Regions from separate parts of the Homo sapiens genome. Here region 1 is linked to region 2. A link is a loop called in an ENCODE intact Hi-C map of the cell type or tissue named here. Cell type or tissue: PC-3. All regions are shown on one strand. Links, peaks and the distances in the headings refer to the core of each region. The heading gives the core; the rest is flanking DNA. Region 1 overlaps SNX27 (sorting nexin 27). Region 2 overlaps POGZ (pogo transposable element derived with ZNF domain).

Region 1 (9,575 bases), core at 1,576-9,575, 250 kb before region 2:
GAGCAGAGGGCCCAAAGCATGGCCCAAGGGAACCTTTCTGCAGGGACAGGTTTCTCAGGGTCTACATTTTCTCCTGGGCCATAAAAAGCTCTGAGCTTCTACCCCTGAGGATAGAAACCAAGTGTGGAGGAAGGCCAGTGAGAGACCAGGAGGATCCTGCTGGTTCTGCTGGGATGAAGCTGGGGGCACTGGGAGACCCCCTCTTCCCAGGGACAAATTGCAAAAGAAGTCTGGGTAGAAGCCTCCCTGGGCAGAAGCTGGGACTAAGAAGAACAGTAGGGATTACAGAAAGGAAGTGCAGAGGAAGGGGAGAGAGAAGAGTCACAACACTGCTTCATGCAAAGAAGGGCTTGATCCTATGGGATCCACGCAGCCACAGGGAACCCGCCTCCATCACCCAAGGCCGTGCATGGGTGGAAGAGAAGAAGGCGCTGTCCTTTGGGGTGCCCTCCTTCCCCACCTCCTTGCTGCAGCTGGGTGCGTTGTTACTGGGACACTTTCAAAAGGGCTGTTCCTAAATAAATTCTGCCAACAGGCCAACTACCTATAGGGCCCTCACCTAATCTCCAAAGCACCAAGTGAATGCTATGCCAGAAAGGGAACATAACACCATCTACCCATTCTAAGGGGCCTCCAAATCCCTATGTCTCATGTCTGAAGGTCAGCATTCAAGCTGTCGCATGGAATCCCAGCTCTGTTCACTACTGTCCCACTCTGAGCGAGTAGGGGCAAATTGCTATTTTTACAGTTTGAACAAAGCTGGTGCCAAGTCTCTTTAGCATCTAGGAGTGGGAAATCAACATGTCTTCTTTTCAGGGTCCTTTGGCTCATTTTAAATTCATTTAAGTCAAAAGAAGTTAGTTCTGTGTCAAAGTCTTCAAATTAGGGATCCCTCTGCAACTTTACACATTCAGCATTCTCACGTTTTGTACTCTGTGATTTCACCTAGATTTGGAGAAGGTGAGGGAGGAAAGGCTGTCCTCTTTGATCCCATACCATGCAGGGGCAAATGGCTGCCAGCATAACAAAATAAGAAGGAAAGAAAGAAAAGTGGGCCAGGCGCAGTGGCTCACTCCTGTAATCCTAGCACTTTGGGAGGCCGAGGTGGGCAGATTACTTGAGGTCAGGAGTTCAAAACCAACCTGGCCATCATGGTGAAACCCCGCCCTACCAAAAATACAAAAAATTAGTGGGGCGTGGTGGTGTATGCCTGTAATCCCAGCTACTTGGGAGGCTGAGGCAGGAGAATCGCTTGAACCCAAGAGGCAGAGGGTGCAGTGAGCCGAGATCGTGCCACTGCACTCCAACCTGGGCGACAGAGCAAGACTCTGGGAAAAAAAAAAAAAAAAAACAGAAAAAAAGGAAGGAAGGAAGGGGAAAGAAAAGTGGCCTCACAATGATTTGCAACAACAAATTACAAAAAAGAGATGAAAGAAGGAAAGCAAAAGAAAGAAAGAGAAAGAAAGAAAGAAAGAAAGAACGAAAGAACGAAAGAACGAAAGAAAGAAAGAAAGAAAGAAAGAAAGAAAGAAAGAAAGAAAAAGTGGCCTCACAATGATTTGCAAAAACAAATTACAAAAAAGAGACTTTCCAACCACCCCAACACTGCTTAGTAGAATTGACTACAACCAATTATGACTGTCTCCCAGTTAGAGCAAAAGATGCCATCCTAGGAAGGTTTTTGTTTAGAAAGGGGAGAAGGGAAAAAGAAAAGGCTCAAAGATGTGTTTTAGTTGCATCTGAGCCTGACTTGGTGCTTCTTATGCATTATCTACAGAGCTTAGGGGCTGGGAATATTGTCCTACCCCAATTAGCCCTGGCTTCTGATCCTGGGATGCAGCTCTTAAGTCTCAAAGGGTCTAGCTGCAAGATCAGATGAGGAGCTCTTTAACGGACAGAAAGCAGAAAGGTTTTCGTTCAGTCTCCTTTCAATTAAAACTTGGGAGATCCAATCTAATCAACCATATTCCTACTACTCCTTCCTAGGTTCTCAGCTGGCTTGGATGGGGCTATCGTTTGGTTGGCACAGACCACTGACCCACTGCAAGTTTCCCCAAGGCCTTGAAGATACTATTGGATCCCTTCCCATCACTGCTGTTTAAGGAAGTCACAGAGAATGCCGTAGTTATGGGTGGTTATTGGTCAGGAATGGAGGAGGTAAAACCTCATGTACATAGGGCATTTCTTGCTTTCTTTCCTCTATGTAAGTCCAACCTGTGTGCCTAAGGTATCAGCTTAACTCTGGTCCTGAGTACTATCCCTGCTGCAAAAAAGGCAGGGAAGGACACAGTGGCTCATGCCTGTAATCCCAGCACTTTGGGAGGCTGAGACAAGAGGATCACCTGAGGCCAGGAGTTTGAGACCAGCCTGGGCAACATAGTGAGACCCTGTCTCTACAAAAAAATTTTAAGAAGAATTAGCCAGGTGTGGTGGTGCACACCTGTAGTCCCAGCTACTCAGGAGGGTGAGGCGGAAGGATCACCTGAGCCCAGAATTCAAGGTAACAGTGAGCTATGTTCATGCCACCACATTCCAGTCTGGGCGACAGAGTAAGACCCTGTCTCAGAAAAAAAAAAAAAAAAAAAAAAAAAAGGCAAGGAAAACAGGAAATTACTACCATGAAGTGTTTCAGGTTCAGGTTCCCATGGCATCAACCTCCTGAGCCAGGGTCGGTTGAGGGAAAGCATACCGAGGCTCTAGGAAAGCAGGAAGGAGGTGCAGAATGTGGCTAGAAAGCCAGGAGTGAGAGAAATAGATGGATCAAAAAAATTGTCACAGAATCAAGAGCCCATACCAGGACTTCAGGCTCTCCCTGCAGAACTACAGCCTGTTAACCTTGAGAAACACACCTCTTTCTCCTCCCCAGCACCCTCTTGGAAGATAAAGAAACTATACTCCTTGTTCCTAGACTCTATGGCAACCCATGAGCCGGAATCTATACTCAATACAAAAAAAGGGGCAAAAATCCAAGCAGGTTGTAAACTTTTCAAGTCCTTCATGAGGAGAGGTATTTTTCCCTGTAAAATGCTTTTTTTTCCTTTTTAAAGTTTGTTTCAAAAGAAAGAGAGCACGAGGGAGGTCATGGATTCTAGTGAAAGGTGTGTAAAAACACAAGCTAAAAAAGGTACTGCCATCAATATGAAATTTAAAAAGAAATATATATATGTATATACGTGCAGCTAATTTGTGTATATATAATTTTTACATACATACATATATATGTCTGAACAGTGCAAATGGATGAAGTTCATAGTTCCAGTTTTAAAAATATAGTACAAGGAGAGGCTGTTGGTATGAGGCCCAGGTGAAAGGACAAAGATACCTTTGGCAAGTTGGTTGGGCTTATTTCTTTTCCTGCCTTAACTCAGTTGACTTCTGGTGCTGACCGATCTGCTGTTCACTACCACCTCAATTCCAGAGACATGAAATTCAGAGGGGGTTATTAATAATATTTAGTTTAGGGCTTTTGAATATAACGACTTTAACTTTTTCTCTTCTTTTTTGTTAATGGTTACTCTGTCTGAAATGGGACATGAAAGGAGTAAGAGGATGGGGGTGAAGGGAAGGGAAGGGGATAAGGAAAGGCTAGGTGGCCACATCTCTCTGCTGTGACCTCGCCATCTGGAAAATGTTCTGAAAGGAAAAAAAAAAAGAGTTATTGGGAAGGCACATCTCCTCTTATCTGGAGACAACTCCACAAACAGAAGCTAAAAAGGTATGCCTGGATGACTCAATCTGATTGGCCACATCTTTCTTGATATAACTTCTCATCTAGAATCATAGCCTTTTAGAGCCGGAAGGGACCTTGGATATTAATTACGTGGTTCAGTCTTCCTGTTTCACAGAAGAGAAAACTGAAAGCTAGGGAGGCTGATTTACCCAAAATTACACAGAGGGAAAAAAAAGCCAGGAGAAAACCCAGATAAAATTCCCAGAGCCCAATGTTCTTTCTACTGTACTAAAATATAAATTTTCATGTTCTTGACTTGACCTCCTGATTCTTTCAAAGATTTTCTTTGAGAATAAGTAACTAATTATTCAGAATCTTCCAAATTCTGTTCCAGCACTGGCACATACAGACAGCAGTAAAGCAACAGCAAACACCTTCCCTCACACAAACATTCTTGGTTCGCCTAGAAAGACTGCCAGGACTCATCCAGTCAAGACGGCTACAACTGAGGACAGCTTCCCCTGTGGGTCAGGAACAACATGGAGGGTGATCTGATTTAAAAAACTGGCAGAGGAGGGTCCATGAAGTCATGAGAGATGGAAGAGCCTGTAGCCAATGTCCACCCTCTAGACAAGGGAAGAAGCAGGGCTTTTTTGCACAGCCCGTTCACCATCCAGAGGCCAACCTTGCTGGAAGAATGTCCTGGCTCACATGAGATAATCAGTCTCTAACTAATATTCCTAGAAAGACAGAGATGGAGGTGAGGGTCCCAGGTATTTGGCCACAGGCCTATAAATTTTAAAGAAACAAAAAGATGAAAAGGTCAATTCAAGGACTGTTCAGAATTACCTCTTTTCTCCACTTGAGCTCGCAGAACACCCTCTCGAAGCACTCATGCATGTAATTGAACTGAAAAAAAAGGTGGTGACACTCACTAACTTCTCAAGAGCAGGCATCTCAGGACTGTGCCTTTGAACTCCTGTCCCCAGTCATCCCATCTTCCAAACTCAGTCTAGAGAAAAACCCTGACAAGTACCATAAAACCCAGGCCTGGTTCATCCACTATTCTCTAGCTCCTTCTAGTGGTAACTACGAGCCAAGTGGGATAGGAAATTGCCAATTCCAGTCAGGCCTAAAGCAAAAACAGGATGAATCTGGGGGCTCCAGGATTCAAACAGGTTCGGATCTCAAGACAACTACTAGCTCTATCTCTCTCTCCATTTATGCATTTAGCTGAAAAAAAAAACAAAAAAACAAACTAAGTCCCAGTTACTTTCCCCAAATTGCACTCACATATGGCGTGAAGATTTTAACCCATCGGGGCTTCTTCTCTCCTCGTGCATATTCGAAACAGAAGGCCATCCCTTCTTCATCTGTGTCCCATCGCTGCATCTCATCCCATTCAAATGCAATTACCTGGTTCTGGACAACCAAGACAAGGGAGTAAGGTACAGTCTGTGTTTCAGAGTGCTGGGGAACTGAGGTAGGGGGTTCTGAACCAGGAGACAGAAGAGAAATGAATGGATGTCTGCATCGCTTCAGAGAAAGGACTGTGATAGAAGAATACAAATCAGTGGAAGCAGCCAATGAAGTTGAGGATCAGTGTGGATTCCATGCCTGTTTATTTGCCCCAGTCAAAATACAGTTTTGATTTCATTTCCCCCTAAAATGGAATTAAAACGTCACAAGCAAGTGAGCATCAAAGTATCTCCAGTCCTCGCAGCCAGAGCCCTATGCTGAAAACTCACCTCCAGCTGTCCTTCTTCAGTGCAGGCATGCAGTTTAAAGTGCGTGATGCTGATGGCTGTGATAACGTGCCCCTTCCTCCTGGAGTCACAGGCACAGTGGGGAAAGATGATTTCATTGTAGCCCTCACAAGTCCTTAGCATGTTGAGGTACTAAAAAAAAAAAAAAAAAAAAAAAAAAGGAAGGAGAAACAGGAAACAGGGTTACTATGGTATTAAACACAATAAAGAGCTATTGAGATGTGGTGCAAGAAAAAGAACAAAGAGTATTCTCACCCAACAACCTGAAGACCTGGCCTCTGGTCTCACACCCATCTCTAAGTTGGGAAAGGACTCTGAGACAATTCTTTTCTTTTTATTTTTTGAGACCAGGTCTTGCTCTGTCACTTAGGCTGGAGTGCAGTAGCATGATCTTGGCTCACTGAAACCTCAACCTCCAGGGCTCAAGCAATCCTCCCACCTTAGCCTCCAGTGATCCTCCTGCCTCAGCCTCCCAAGTAGCTGGGACCACAGGCACACACCACCATACCCAGCTAATTTTTTGATTTTCTATAGAGACAGGGTCTCCCTATGTTACGCACGCTGGTCTTGAACTCCTGGGCTCAACTAATCCTCCCACCTCAGCCACCGAAAGTGCAAGGGTTACAGGCATGAGCCACCGTGCCTGGCTAGCAATTCTTTATCCCACTTTCAACTTCTACTTTTTTTTGCCATAAGTAAGGAAACAACACCTTCATACTTCTAACCCTCCTTTCTCTACTTCAAAAAGATACAGGCCAGGCGCGGTGGCTCACGCCGGTAATCCCAACACTTTGAGAGGCCGAGGCGGGTGGATCACGAGGTCAGGAAATCAAGACCATCCTGGCTAACACAGTGAAACCCCGTCTCGATGGAGTGCAGTGGCATGACCATGTCTCACTGCAGCCTCAAATACCTAAAAATACAAAAAATTAGCCAAGCATGGTGGCACATGCCTGTAATTCCAGCTACTCGGAAGGCTGAGGCAGGAGAATCGCTTGAACCCAGGAGGCAGAGGTTGCAGTGAGCTGAGATTGCGCCACTGCACTCCAGCCTGGGAGACAGAGCAAGACTCTGTCTCAAGGAAAAAAAAAAAAAAAAAACCAGAAAAACAAAAAGATACACAGATGAAAACCAGAAGATATACTATAACCAGGACTCACAGGGCTAGAAGGGGTCTCACAATTCTGTTTAGTCTGATCCTCTATTTTCATTGTAATCAAGGGATGGGCATCTAATCTATCCTTACAATTAAGAAAGGGAGTAAATATTTCTCTTTTTCTTTTTTGAGACAGAGTCTGGCTCTGTCACCCAGGCCGGAGTGCAGTGGCACATCTCGGCTCACTGCAAGCTCCACCTCCTGGGTTCACGCTATTCTCCTACCTCAGCCTCCTGAGTAGCTGGGACTATAGGCACATACCACCTTCTATTTCACTTTCTCTTTTTTATTGTCCTTCCTAGATCAGTGATAAACATGGATACTGCTTAATCCTGCCATTGGCACTATAAACAAAATAAATCTCTGACTCCTATACTTTGGTAAATATGACAGGGGTGGGTGGTATAGAACAGAACTCTTCTGGGGTTATAATAAACAGCAATGCCTGAAACACAGAGGAGTGAGGAAGAGGCCCAGACTACCCTGGGCTTGAATCCTGGCCCCATTACTTCCATTACTTCCTAACTGTGCAACCTTGCGCAAGCTACTTTAAGGCAGGCAAATTACTTAATCCCAGGTGCCTCAGTTTCCTCTTCCATAAATGGGAAATAATAATAACATCTAAACCACAGTGTGATTTGTGAGCATTAAATACAGAGTATTTGGCTGGGCATGGTGGCTCACACTTGTAATCCCAACACTTTGGGAGGCTGAGGTGGGAGGATCACTTGAACCCAGGAGTTAGAGACCAGCCTAGGCAATATAGTGAAACCCCATCTCTATAAAAAAAAAAACAAAAAAAAAATTTGCCGGGCACCTGTAGTCCTAGCTACTTGGGAGGGTGAGGTGGGAGGATTGCTTGAGCCCAGGAGGTCAAGGCTATGATGGAACCACTGCACTCCAGCCTGGCTGAGACTGCACCACTGCAATCTCAAAATAAGTGACCTGTCTCAAAACAAGAAATAAAAATAAAAAAGATATTTAACATAGTACTCAGCCATAATTAGGCATTTAATAAATGACAGCTAAAAAAAAACTTTTAAAGTATCTGGAAATTACTTTTAAAAATCCCTGGGGTGAGCTTCAAGTCAGTGACAGTAAAACAAACAAACACACAAATCTCCTGAGGGGAAAAAAGCATGTGAGTGAGATAGAGGCAACATGAATGGCAGAAAGTCGAAGGCTATCGAAGCTGGGTAATGGATACAAGGGGATTAATTGTATTTTTCTTCCAACTTCTTTATGTATTTAAAAATTTATACAGCTGGGTGTGGTGGCTCATGCCTGTAATCCCAGCACTTTGGGAGGCCAAGGCAGGCAGATCACCTGAGGTCAGGAGTTCGAGACCAGCCTGGCCAACATGGTGAAACCCCATTTTTACTAAAAATACAAAAATTAGCCAGGCATAGTGGCATGCACCTGTAATCCCAGCTACATGAGAGGCTGAGGCAGAAGAATTGCTTGAACCTGGAAGGTGGAGGCTGCAGTGAGCCGGGATTGTGCCACCGCACTCCAGCCTGCCTGGGCAACAGACTGAGACTCCATCTCAAAAAAAAAAAAGTATATATAGATACAATAAAATGTTAAAAGAAAAAGAACACCCTAGCAACCAGGCCTCTGGCACTCAATCCAAGCCATCTTCCTAACATAGTCATCAGAAACTTTACATGCTCGATAAGCAGCAATTCTGCTCCAGGACACTTAACACCTCTGTAAATGCCAGTGGGTGTCGTTGACCCTTGAAACTAGTACTACTCATGTCCTTTAACAAAACAGGATTACATACAGCACATCTGTTGAGAGTTCTCTTCGTTGAGAGGTACCACTACTGTTTTGACAAATATTTCTGCCACAATCTCTAATTGGGACTTTTACTATAATAGATCTTTTAAAAAGAGAGAAGCATGCCGACAAAGGCAGGGATTTGGGAAAAGAGATCAGAAGAAGCGTGGAGCTCTGAGTACCTTAAACTCTCTCTTTGTGACCTTGAGTAAGTTATTCTACCTGGGGTCTTCTCTTCTGCCATCTGGAAATAAAAGACATTGCTGCTATCCTGTCTTCCCTGATGCAGGGAAAAATATATGCACTGGAGCCTGACAAAAATGGGTTCAAATCACATTTTCAAATTCTAGTTCCACTTCTGAGAAGCTACGTCATCTTAGGTAAGAATCTTAATCTCTCAGACTTCACTTCTCTGTAAAGTAAGAATAATACCTGCAGGGTTGTTATAAGGAGAAAATGAGACTTCATATAAAGTGCCTAGACCAGTCAGGCACATAATACATGCCCTGTCCGTCCCCTCTGAATCAAAAGACTAATTTATCCCTCCATATTCAAGAATGTAGTCCTTGAAAGCAAAAGACCTTCAGGGGACTTCTTAATGGCATAAGCTCTAAAAATAACCCAAGTGAAAACTAAGGGCACCTGTGCCCTTGGTGAGCCGATAAAGGTAAAGTCTCATTGGAAGACAAGGTTTTCAGAGAGCTCAGATTGGGCAGTATTTATCAGCATTAAGTGGGCAGTCTCTACATTCTTGGGCTTGCACAAAGCCTCAAAGAAGAAACATTTAAAACTTTACAGGAGAGGATCAGAAAAAACACCCAGGTAGTATCATGCTTACTACCTGGGTGACAAAATAATCTGTACACCAAACTCCCATGACATGCAGTTTATCTATGTAACAAATCTGCACGTGTCCCTAAACCTAAAATGAGTTACAAAAATTTATTTATATAAATCAAAAATTCGTAAAAACAGGTGAATTTTTTTTTTTTTTTTTGAGACAGAGTCTCACTCTGTTGCCCAGGCTGGAGTGCAGTGGCATGATCTCAGCTCACTGCAACCTCCGCCTCCCGGGTTCAAGCAATTCTCCTGCCTCAGCCTCCTGAGTAGCTGGGATTATAGGCGTGCACCCCCACACCCAGCAATTTTTTGTACTTTTAGTAGAGACGGGGTTTCACCATGCTGGCCAGGCTGGTCTCGA
Region 2 (9,710 bases), core at 823-8,822:
TGCTAAAAGGCTTGATTAAACTAAATGTGTCCTCTTTGTTAACCTTTGATTGTTTGATTATATTTTTCTTAAAATTTATCTTTTTAAAATAATTTTTTAAAAATTTTAATAGATATGAGGTCTCTCTCTGTTGCACAAGCTGGTCTCGAACTCCTGAACTCAGGTAATCCTCTCACCTCAGCCTCCCGAAGTGCTAGGATTGCAGATGTGAGCCACCACACCCAGCCAAAATTTCTTAACTACATATAAATTATCTTAATGATCTAGGTATTTTGTTAGGGGAATACATACAGTCAGGATAGGATAAGAGGGGAAGTAATGAGTGGTTTACTAAATATATAAGACAAACATTTCAAGTAAAAATTTCAGGAGAAAATTTTTTTTTAGGTTTCTAAGAAATATATTTGTGGATGTGGAATTTTTCTGTCAGATGACGTAAGAGCAAAGTTGAAGATAGCTAATACTTGGGGATTCATATGGAGGTAATTTTTTATTTAAAATGAGCAAGAAGGACCCTAGCCTTTTATTGTGGTCTTGGAAACTCATTCCCCACCAGTATCATTCCTTGAAGAAATGGTTGGTTCTAGGTCTGGGGCAGGAAATATATGAGATAAGCTGAAACATCTTGACTATCAGCAAAGATTTTATCAAACGATGCTAGGGTTGTGTCAGAAGGACTCAGCAGCCAACTGAAGACGTTCCCACTGGCCAAAATAGGGCACATTGAGTATCTGTAAAGATAACTGCATGGATCAAAACACATCAAAAGCTGGGCACAGTGGCTCATACCTATAATCCCAGCACTTTGGGAATCTGAGGCAGGTGTGTTGCTTGAGTCCAGGAGTTTGAGACCAGCCTGGGAAACATGGTAAGACCCCCTCTCTACCAAAAAAAAAAAAAAAAAAAAAAAAAAATTAGCCAGACATGGTGGCTCTTGGTTATCCCAAGAGTTAGTTAGCTCTTTGTCCCAAGAGTTACTCAAGAGGTTGAGGTGGGAGGATTTCTTGAGCCTGGGAGGTGGAGGTTGCAGTGAGCTGAGATTGTGCCACTGTACTCCAGCCTGGATGAGACCACATCTCACAAAAAAAGAAGAGAAAAAAGAAATTGGGATAATGACTAGATATTTGATATTAAGGGATTATCAGTTTTTTAGGCATGTAATGGTAATACAATTTTTTTGTTTTTAAGATGGAGTCTTGCTCTGTTGTCCAAGCTGGAGTGCAGTGGCACAATCTCGGTTCACTGCAACCTCCGCCTCCTGGGTTCAAGCAATTCTCCTGTTTCAGCCTCCTGAGTAGCTGGAATTACACACCTGGCTAATTTTTGTATTTTTAGTAGAGACAGGGTTTCACCGTGTTGGCCAGGCTGGTCTCAAACTCCTCACCTCATGTGATCCGCCCGCCTTAGCCTCCCGAAGTGCTAGGATTACAGGCTTGAGCCACCGCGCCCAGCCATACAATTTTTTTAAACTATAGTCTTTTAAAGTCCTTATCTTTTAGACCTACATACCAAAATATTTATGAATATGATGTTTTAGAGATTTGTTTCAATATAATACAGGGAAGTGGGGGCATAAATGAAGGAATCCATTTTGAGTTGATAATTTTTGAAACTGAGTGACGAATACATGTCTAACTTTTTTATTCAATTAAAATTTGTATCATTAAAATTAGCAGAAAAGGAACCACTACAATTTTGATTCAGAGACTCGTATGAAAATTTGCCTGTTCACTTGTTGCAGTATGATTCCCAAATTTACTGCCCATCCAAGTTTTCCTTTTTTTTTTTTTTTTTTTTTTTTGAGATGGAGTCTTGCTCTATCGCCCAGGCTAGAGTGCAGTGGCACGATCTCAGCTCACTGCGACCTCCACCTCTCAGGTTCAAGCGATTCTCCTGCCTCAGCTTCCTGAGTAGCTGGGATTACAGGCGTGTGCCACCACACCTGGCTAATTTTTGTATTTTTAGTAGAGATGGGGTTTCACTATGTTAGCCAGGCTAGTCTCGAACTCTCAACCTCAGGTGATCCCCCCGCCTCGGCCTCCCAAAGTGTTGGGATTACAGGCGTGAGCAACCGCGCCCGGCCGTTTTCCTCTTGATGTAGCACTGTATTCACTATGGGCTGGCTTTAAATATCTGAAATTCGCATTTCTGTTTGGCAGTTTTGAAATAAAAAATGAGAAATTAAAATGCCCCTTAAGGATTACATTTCAGCATAATTTTTTTAGTGTGATAAGTATCCAATCCTTCATAGCAAGAAATTAGGGAAGAGGGAATAAAATTCGTTTTTTTTTTTTTTTTTTTTCCTTATGAGAAAGATTTGGTATGGAAGGAGGTTAAATGTGTGGAATGATAGTTTGGGAAGATCTTTTTTTTTTTTTTGAGGGCACATTTTCAGAATCTGGATATACATGTTAACACTGCATATTTAGTAATTACTGTCTTCTTTGTTCAAAAACAGTTGAAAGGCTGCCCTTGCCCATGATCGGGGCTAAAAAAAAAAAAAAAAAAAAGTTGAAAGACGGTATGCCATGGATCACTTGAAAGACCACAGAGAATGGTGGTGTTTCTTGAGAATCTTGGTAGAAATATTAAATACTGCATTTTATTATGTTAGTATAAGATTTCCTTTTGATAACTAGAAAACTACAAGAAGGATCTAAATATGAATTTTCTATTTTTGGTTTGCTGAATATTTATATTAGGTTGATATATCTCTGTTGTATCTTTTAGACCCTGAGTTATAGATGCTGAAAGTGAAAGGAATTGATCACATCCTGAGATAGCAGAGTGTAGGTCAAAATCAAGGACAGTTTTGAAAAATTTGGCTTCAGTGTCTTTCAGAGATGCTTTGTGTATAAGTCTGTGAAATATGTTCAGTCAGCAGACCTAATATTTTCTGAGTTGACAAACCTTATTAGCTAACTCCATCTTCTATGTTGTTTAAAAAAAAATGAAAAATATTTCCCCATAAGTTGGATTTTCTTTTTTTTCTTTCTTTTTTGTCTCTTTCTTTTTTTCTTTTTTTTTTTTTTTTGAGACAGAGTCTGGCTTCTGTTGCCCAGGCTGGAGTGCAGTGGCGTGATCTTGGCTCACTGCAACCTCTGCCTCCTGGGTTCAAGCGATTCTCCTGCCTCAGCTTCCTGAGTAACTGGGATTACAGGCGTGTGCCACCATGTCCGGCTAATTTTTGTATTTTTAGTAGAGGTGGGGTTTCACCATGTTGGCCAGGCTGGTCTGGAACTCCTGACCTCAAATGATCCACCCTTCTCAGCATCCCAAAGTGTTGAGATTACAGATGTGAGCCACTGTGTCCAGCCAAGTTGGATTTTCTTTTCATTTTGAGTCTTTTAATTTACATTGGATATCTTGGCAGTACTCATACCTAAGGAGAAGAGATATTTTTCTCACTTGATTAAAAAGTAGTTAGGACATAAACATCTTTCTTTGCCATCTTTTCAGATCTACCCTTTTTGGTTATTTCCATTTGTTTTTTATTTTATTTTGTAGGGATGGAGTATTGCTCTCCAGCTCTCCAGCTCAGGCTGGAGTGCAGTGGCACCACTGCAGTTACTGTAACCTCGAGCTCACTGTAACCTCGAACTCCTGGGCTCAGGCGATCCTCAATCCTCCTACCTCATCCTCCCTGGTAGCTGGGACCACTGGTGTGTGCTGCACGCCTGGCTAATTTTTAAAAAAAAATTTGTAGAGATGGAGTCTTGCTGTGCTACCCAAGCTGGAGTTCTTTCCATTTCTCTCAGAAGGTCAAATGGAAGAAATTTCAATATTCTTATTAAAATTCATTGCTTTATAAAATAAAGAACTGAAACTCTTAAGGTATTGTAAATACTTAAGATAAAAGAACACCCTTTTGGGTATGCTATTAAAATAACCACAGGCATGACATTGAAAACCACAATTTGTATTCTGATAGCTCTTCATATTCCAAATCAAAGTTTTCATATGTGTGGAGAGTTTGCTTGTAAGTGGTCAGGACAAAAGTAGGTCCTTGAAAACCATCGGCAGAGGTTATTGTCCACAGTTTATATTCATTCTGCTGGGTGTTGGATATTTGCGCATTAATTATCTGTTGACTAAGCTCTCAGAAAGTTATACAGCAAAGAACAATGGAATAAAATTAAGTATTTAAGGAAAAAGTTTTTGAAAATATATTTTGTAGTGGAATTAGACTGGAAAACAAAGGCATGTGTTGTCTTTGTCTCAAAGAATACCTGTGATATGGATTTGATTTCTTTTTAATTCAGTTTCTGGCTAGTATTGTCTTCATATAATTAAGCCTGAAAATAAGAGAATTTAAGTAAGTTGATCCCTTAGATCTTTTTCTTTCCTCACCCCCTTTGTGGCTTTGGTTTAGAAAGACAGAAATAATTAAAATAGAAGATTAAAGACCAGTTAGAATCCAGTTAAGCACTTTACCCATTAAAACCCAGAGTGCCCCTGGCTATAGCTGACTCACTGGGGCACTGCAAGATTGTTTTCAATTTTCAAGCGAAACAATGCCATCTGTTGGGCTTCTTGCAAACTGCTACTGTCAGGATGTATAGCCCTAACTAAATACTCAATAAACAGAATGGTTAGGTTGGTTGTTTGGTTTTGGTTTTCGCTTATGGATGTAGCAGCAGAATTACTAAGACACTAAGGACACTTAGAGCCTTACAGTAAAGGCTTTGTTTGAACATTGAGCAGTAATAGTACTCCCGTTCCAACACAGAGAAACTGACCCTTAGTAAACTGTTATTGGAGGGCAGAATAGCATTAACTCTTTGTTTGCAATGCAGAGATACAGACTTTATTTATTTGTTTTTATTTATTTTTATTTTTTTTGAGATGGACTTTCGCTGTTGTTGCCCAGGCTGGAGTGCAGTGGCGTGAATTGTGGCTCATTGCAACCTCCACTCCCATGTTCAAGCGATTCTCCAGCCTCAGCCTCCCGAGTAGCCGGGATTACAGGCATGCACCACCACGCCCGGCTAATTTTATGTTTTTAGTAGAGATGGGTTTTCTCCATGTTGGTCAGGCTGATCTCAAACTCCCGATCTCAGGTGATCCGACCTCAGGTGATCCGCCCACCTCGGCCTCCCAAAGTGCTGGGATTACAGGCGTGAGCCACTGCACCCGGCTCAGACTTTAATTTTTTAAAGGGACATGTAATTTAGGCAGTGTTTTCAAATTAAGGGTTGACTCCGAAATCACAGTGGAATGGCCTCCAGGATTTCCTAGACTAGACGTACAAGGTAGTAGTAGGACTGGGACTAGAGTATGACAAGTAAGGTTCTCATCTTAGATGCAAAATTTAAAGGAGTACAGAGAGGTTCAGTAATCATAATAAATGCATTTTAATGCATCATTTTAAAAGATCAATATTAATGCAGAACAATCCATAATGAACAGAATATCTATTTTAAATAAAGACTGAATCCGATCCTGCACTTGCTTGACTCACCTCACTGTCCTCATCCTAACCCTGGCCCTGGGTATTACACATTAAACTTTTTGTTGTTGTTGTTGTTTTTGAGACGGAGTCTCTATTGCCCAGGCTGGAGTGCAGTGGTGCGATCTTGGCTCACTGCAACCTCTGCTGCCCGGGGTTCAAGCAATTCTCCTGCCTCAGCCTCCCAAGTAGCTGGGATTACAGGCGCCTGCCAGCGTGCCCGGCTAATTGTTGTGTTTTTAGTAGAGATGGGGTTTCACCATGTTGGCCAGGCTGGTCTTGAACTCGTGACCTCGTGATCCACCCACTTCAGCCTACCAAAATGCCGGGATTACAAGCATAAGCCACTGTGCCTGGCCTAAACTTTTATAATCCTAATTTTTTTTTTTTTTTTTTTGAGACAGAGTCTCACTCTGTCCCCCAGGCTGGAGTGCAGTGTTGTGATCTTGACCCCCTGCAACCTCTGCCTCCTGGATTCAAACGATTCTCGTGCCTCAGCCTCCCAAGTAGCTGGAATTACAGGGGTGCACCGCCACGCCTGGCTAATTTTTGTATTTTGAGTAAAGACAGGGTTTTGCCATGTTGGCCAGTCTGGTTCTCTAACTCCCAACCTCAGGTGATCCACCTCCCTCGGCTTCCCAAAATGTTGGGATTACAGGTGGGAGCCACCATGCCCGGCCTGTAACCCTAATTATTAAATAATTTGCTGTGGAATGGATTCTAATATTCAATAATAGAAGTTGTAATTCTGAACCCTTGGAAATGGAGGAAGGCTAGAGGATATGATAAAGGAGTCCAAGGAGGTAGGTTACCAATGGAGTCAAAGTTCTGATTTCATATTTGGTATAAAGCAATATCTCCTATTCTTAGGCCCATATCTTATTTGAATGTTTTTCTTATAGCATGGCGGACACCGACCTGTTCATGGAATGTGAGGAGGAGGAGTTGGAGCCATGGCAGAAAATCAGTGATGTCATTGAGGACTCTGTAGTTGAAGATTATAATTCAGTGGATAAAACTACCACAGGTAACAAAAGCTCTTCTGATCTTAGATGGTTTAAATTAATTAAATTGAATGGTATTTTGGTTAACAAAGTGTGAGATGGAAAAGGACTTGAAGAATCCAGGGAGACCTCGTTGTGGCACTCACTGGTGCTGCCTTTTTTCCCATGCTCTAGTCTGTGAAAACCTCAGTTTCCTCATCCATATAGCTAGAAACTATATATTTAATTCATCGAAAACATTGGAAGGTTGGATTAACCAGTGTTTATCAAATATCTAGCAGTCTTCTTACTAAAAGATGTATGAACAAGAATTCAAAGTGGTGGTGTGTGTGTGTCAGTGCTCATTTATGTACCCAGTCAAAAATAGGTTCCCATAGTCTTGTTTTTTTTGTTTTATTTTGTTTTACTTGAACTTGGTTTCCTTTGTGAGTGGAGTAGAAATTGCCTTGTGTCTGCCTTCATGGACAGTTTACAAATTTAGGCTTGTTAGCTTTTCTTTCATAAAGGTGATACTGCTGGGTCAAATTCTAGATTGCCCTGAATTCAGAAAATGGGTGGTAGTTCTTTTGCTCCCCTAAATTGTACCAGTTGCTCTATATTTTTATCTTTCCTGTCTTGAGACCTGAAGATGGCATTGGTTTGGGCTGAAATAGGGCACAGTTCAGGGTCTTTTGGATGGCTTAATATGCATGATTATGAATACCACTAGTGGTAATAATAAACCTTTGAGTCCTAGAGGTTTGCTAGTGCTATGTAAGCAAAGATTAAAATCCCAGTTCAGTGGGCTCCGTGATGTAACTTAATTAACCAGGAGATGTGAGACGAAGAAGGGATTGTGTTTAAATGGTGGACTAAGGGTTAAGTAGGAGGAGAAATCACATGAACAGTTGGATTTATGAAACAGGAAACTTTTTGGCTATAGAGACCCACAATAAGATGGAAAGGGAAGATTAGAGCAGTATCCTTTAGTGTCATCTGTCCCTGTCTCCAAGTGACTATGCCTCCCCTTCCCCACAGTTTCTGTGAGCCAGCAGCCAGTCTCGGCTCCAGTGCCCATCGCTGCCCATGCTTCTGTTGCTGGGCACCTCTCTACATCCACCACCGTTAGTAGCAGCGGGGCACAGAACAGCGACAGTACAAAGAAGACTCTTGTCACACTAATTGCCAACAACAATGGTAAGTGGGATTATTGGGAAATAATAATCCTGGGCTAGAGGGGTGAAAGAATAAAAAAGGTCTCAGGGACAGCCCTACCTGTTTAGTTAGGTACAGATGTGGTTCTACTAGTTGGAAAATGAATTTAGTAATGATTCTCTGATACGGAAGTGATTTCTGTAGATGGTGCTATTCCTTCTAAGTTAGTGCTGACTCGGTACTGGTGTTTCAAGTGAGAGAGCAGTAGATTCTTGCTATTGATAATTTCTTGGAGAGAAAATGTCAACCCAAAATTCCTGTTAAGATTTTTTTGTTTGGTTGGTTGGTTGTTTTTGTTTCTTTAATGAGAAAAATTCCATTAGTTTGGTAAGAATTTTCCCAGGGCAGTTCTGTATTTTCTCTGGCAGATTCATTTGTTTATTGGTTCCTGAGTATGGAAGATAGGATAGGGTTGTTGTCTACATGAAAGAAATGGTGAAAGACTAGTGTTTTTAGTGTATTTTATTTTATTTTTTTTAATAGAAAGGCTATATAGTATTGGTTTCTATTTAATTTCTAATGTCTATTTCTACACTCCTAAGATGAGTTGTTGACCAGTTATGTCTCAAGATTCATAACTGAAGTAGGCACTTTCATAGAGTCATTGCATCGCTGCGAGGGACTTTATTTTTTAATTATTTTATTTCCTTTAAAACTAAAACAGCTTTAGTACTACAAAAATAATATATGCATTGTAGAAAAACTATAAAGTGAAAAAAAAAAGGAACAAAAAAATGTTTAACCATAATCCCACCACCTGAAGATAACTGATGGTTACTTTTATTCTGTACATATATTTATTTTTTATTTTTATATACATCTATATGTTATATGTGGTGATTTTCATTTGACAAAAAAAGATTATACAAGTTGTACATTACTCTGCCTGCCTTTTCCCCTTAATAGTGAATATCTTATTTTAATAGTCATCTATAACATTTTTGATGACTGACTGTATTTCCCATTATTTGATTAACTTATTAACAATGGGTTGTAAGAGGGTATATTGCTATTTTTAAGAGCTTCAGTGAACATTCCTATCTCTGTATCTTTTCTCGCATTGTTAATTAGTTCTGCAAATATATTTCTGAAACAAATTGTTGGCTCAAAGGTCATCACAGTTTTTAAGAATTGTGATCAGTATTGTTCCTGGATTGGCCATCTAGAAATGTTGTGTCAGTTTATATTGCTGATAGAAGAGAGTATGGTTTTTAGTTTGGGAATATAACCATTTATATGTGCATTCCCCATTGTTGAACATTTATTAGGGTCCCCATCCTTTGTGATTACAAATGATGCTGTGGTGAATGTTTTCAGGCATGTGTCCTTGCCTACTGTGTAAAACGTATTTGCAATATAAAGTCTTAGAGGTGAGATTTGCTGGATCAGGTGTTTATAATTTGATAGACGTTGTCAAGTTGTCCTAATAGGTTGCTCTAAATAAGTGCCCGCCAGTAGCTCTTTCCCCGCATTGTTGCCAACTTTAGGTATTATCAAACTTTAAAACCTCCATGATTTCCAAAGGTTTTCAGTATTTGGGTACTGAAAATATGATGATTTTATGGGGAATCTTTAGACTTCTAAAAAACTTATAAATGGGATCCCTTGTATGTATAAAGATGGGGAACCATTTATGTAAAGATTTCTATTATTTTACAGATGTGGAAACTGAGGCCTAGAGAGTCTAAATAATTTGCTTTTGTTATAAGTAATAATAGTTGCTAAGTGACTAAACTGTATTTGCATTTTCTGGACTTCAAAGCTTTCGGGATTTCCACTGTATTATATTGCTTTCCTGTGTATTTCTTTTTTTTTTAAGCCAGTCAAATTTAGCAGTGGGGGAGTTGTATACCAACTTTAGTGACACTAATGTTTATAAGTTCTGATAACCCACTACCACAGGACTAGTCCTATGTGTCTCTCAAACTGTTAAAGTTCTGTTAGCAACCAGCTTACCTAACCTTTTCTTTGATCCCAGGGTTCCAAGGCCCATACTGAGATGGCTGTGCATCTTCTTTTTTTTTTTTCTCCCTGAGACGGGATCTCACTTTGTCACCCACGCT

The links. Hi-C counts contacts between places; a loop is a spot of excess contacts. Peaks named below come from ENCODE experiments on the same cell type or tissue, not always from the same donor. Only the 100,000 strongest peaks of a DNase experiment are listed, where the experiment ranks them.
Region 1: a loop joins it to region 2, with 5 times the contacts of the local background. A loop is called at or near these places in 4 of 110 quality-filtered maps.

What each region holds. Positions count from the first base shown.
Region 1 is chr1:151,688,428-151,698,002 of GRCh38, reverse strand. It overlaps SNX27 (sorting nexin 27), which reads right to left. Exons shown (of 12, transcript NM_001330723.2): 9 at 5,419-5,568; 10 at 4,964-5,092; 11 at 4,520-4,579; 12 at 1-3,633. The coding sequence ends at 3,586. Among named protein-coding and RNA genes, the nearest start is that of CELF3, 24 kb to the left of the region's middle. In PC-3, for the core only: CTCF peaks have their summits at 4,552 and 4,752 (motif pointing left); a DNase peak (open chromatin) is centred at 4,742.
Region 2 is chr1:151,438,847-151,448,556 of GRCh38, reverse strand. It overlaps POGZ (pogo transposable element derived with ZNF domain), which reads left to right. Exons shown (of 19, transcript NM_015100.4): 2 at 6,352-6,476; 3 at 7,471-7,629. The coding sequence starts at 6,353. It also overlaps the pseudogene RNY4P25. Among named protein-coding and RNA genes, the nearest start is that of POGZ, 16 kb to the left of the region's middle. RefSeq lists a silencer at 4,470-4,579 and an enhancer at 4,330-4,624. In PC-3, for the core only: a CTCF peak has its summit at 4,533 (motif pointing left); a DNase peak (open chromatin) is centred at 4,506.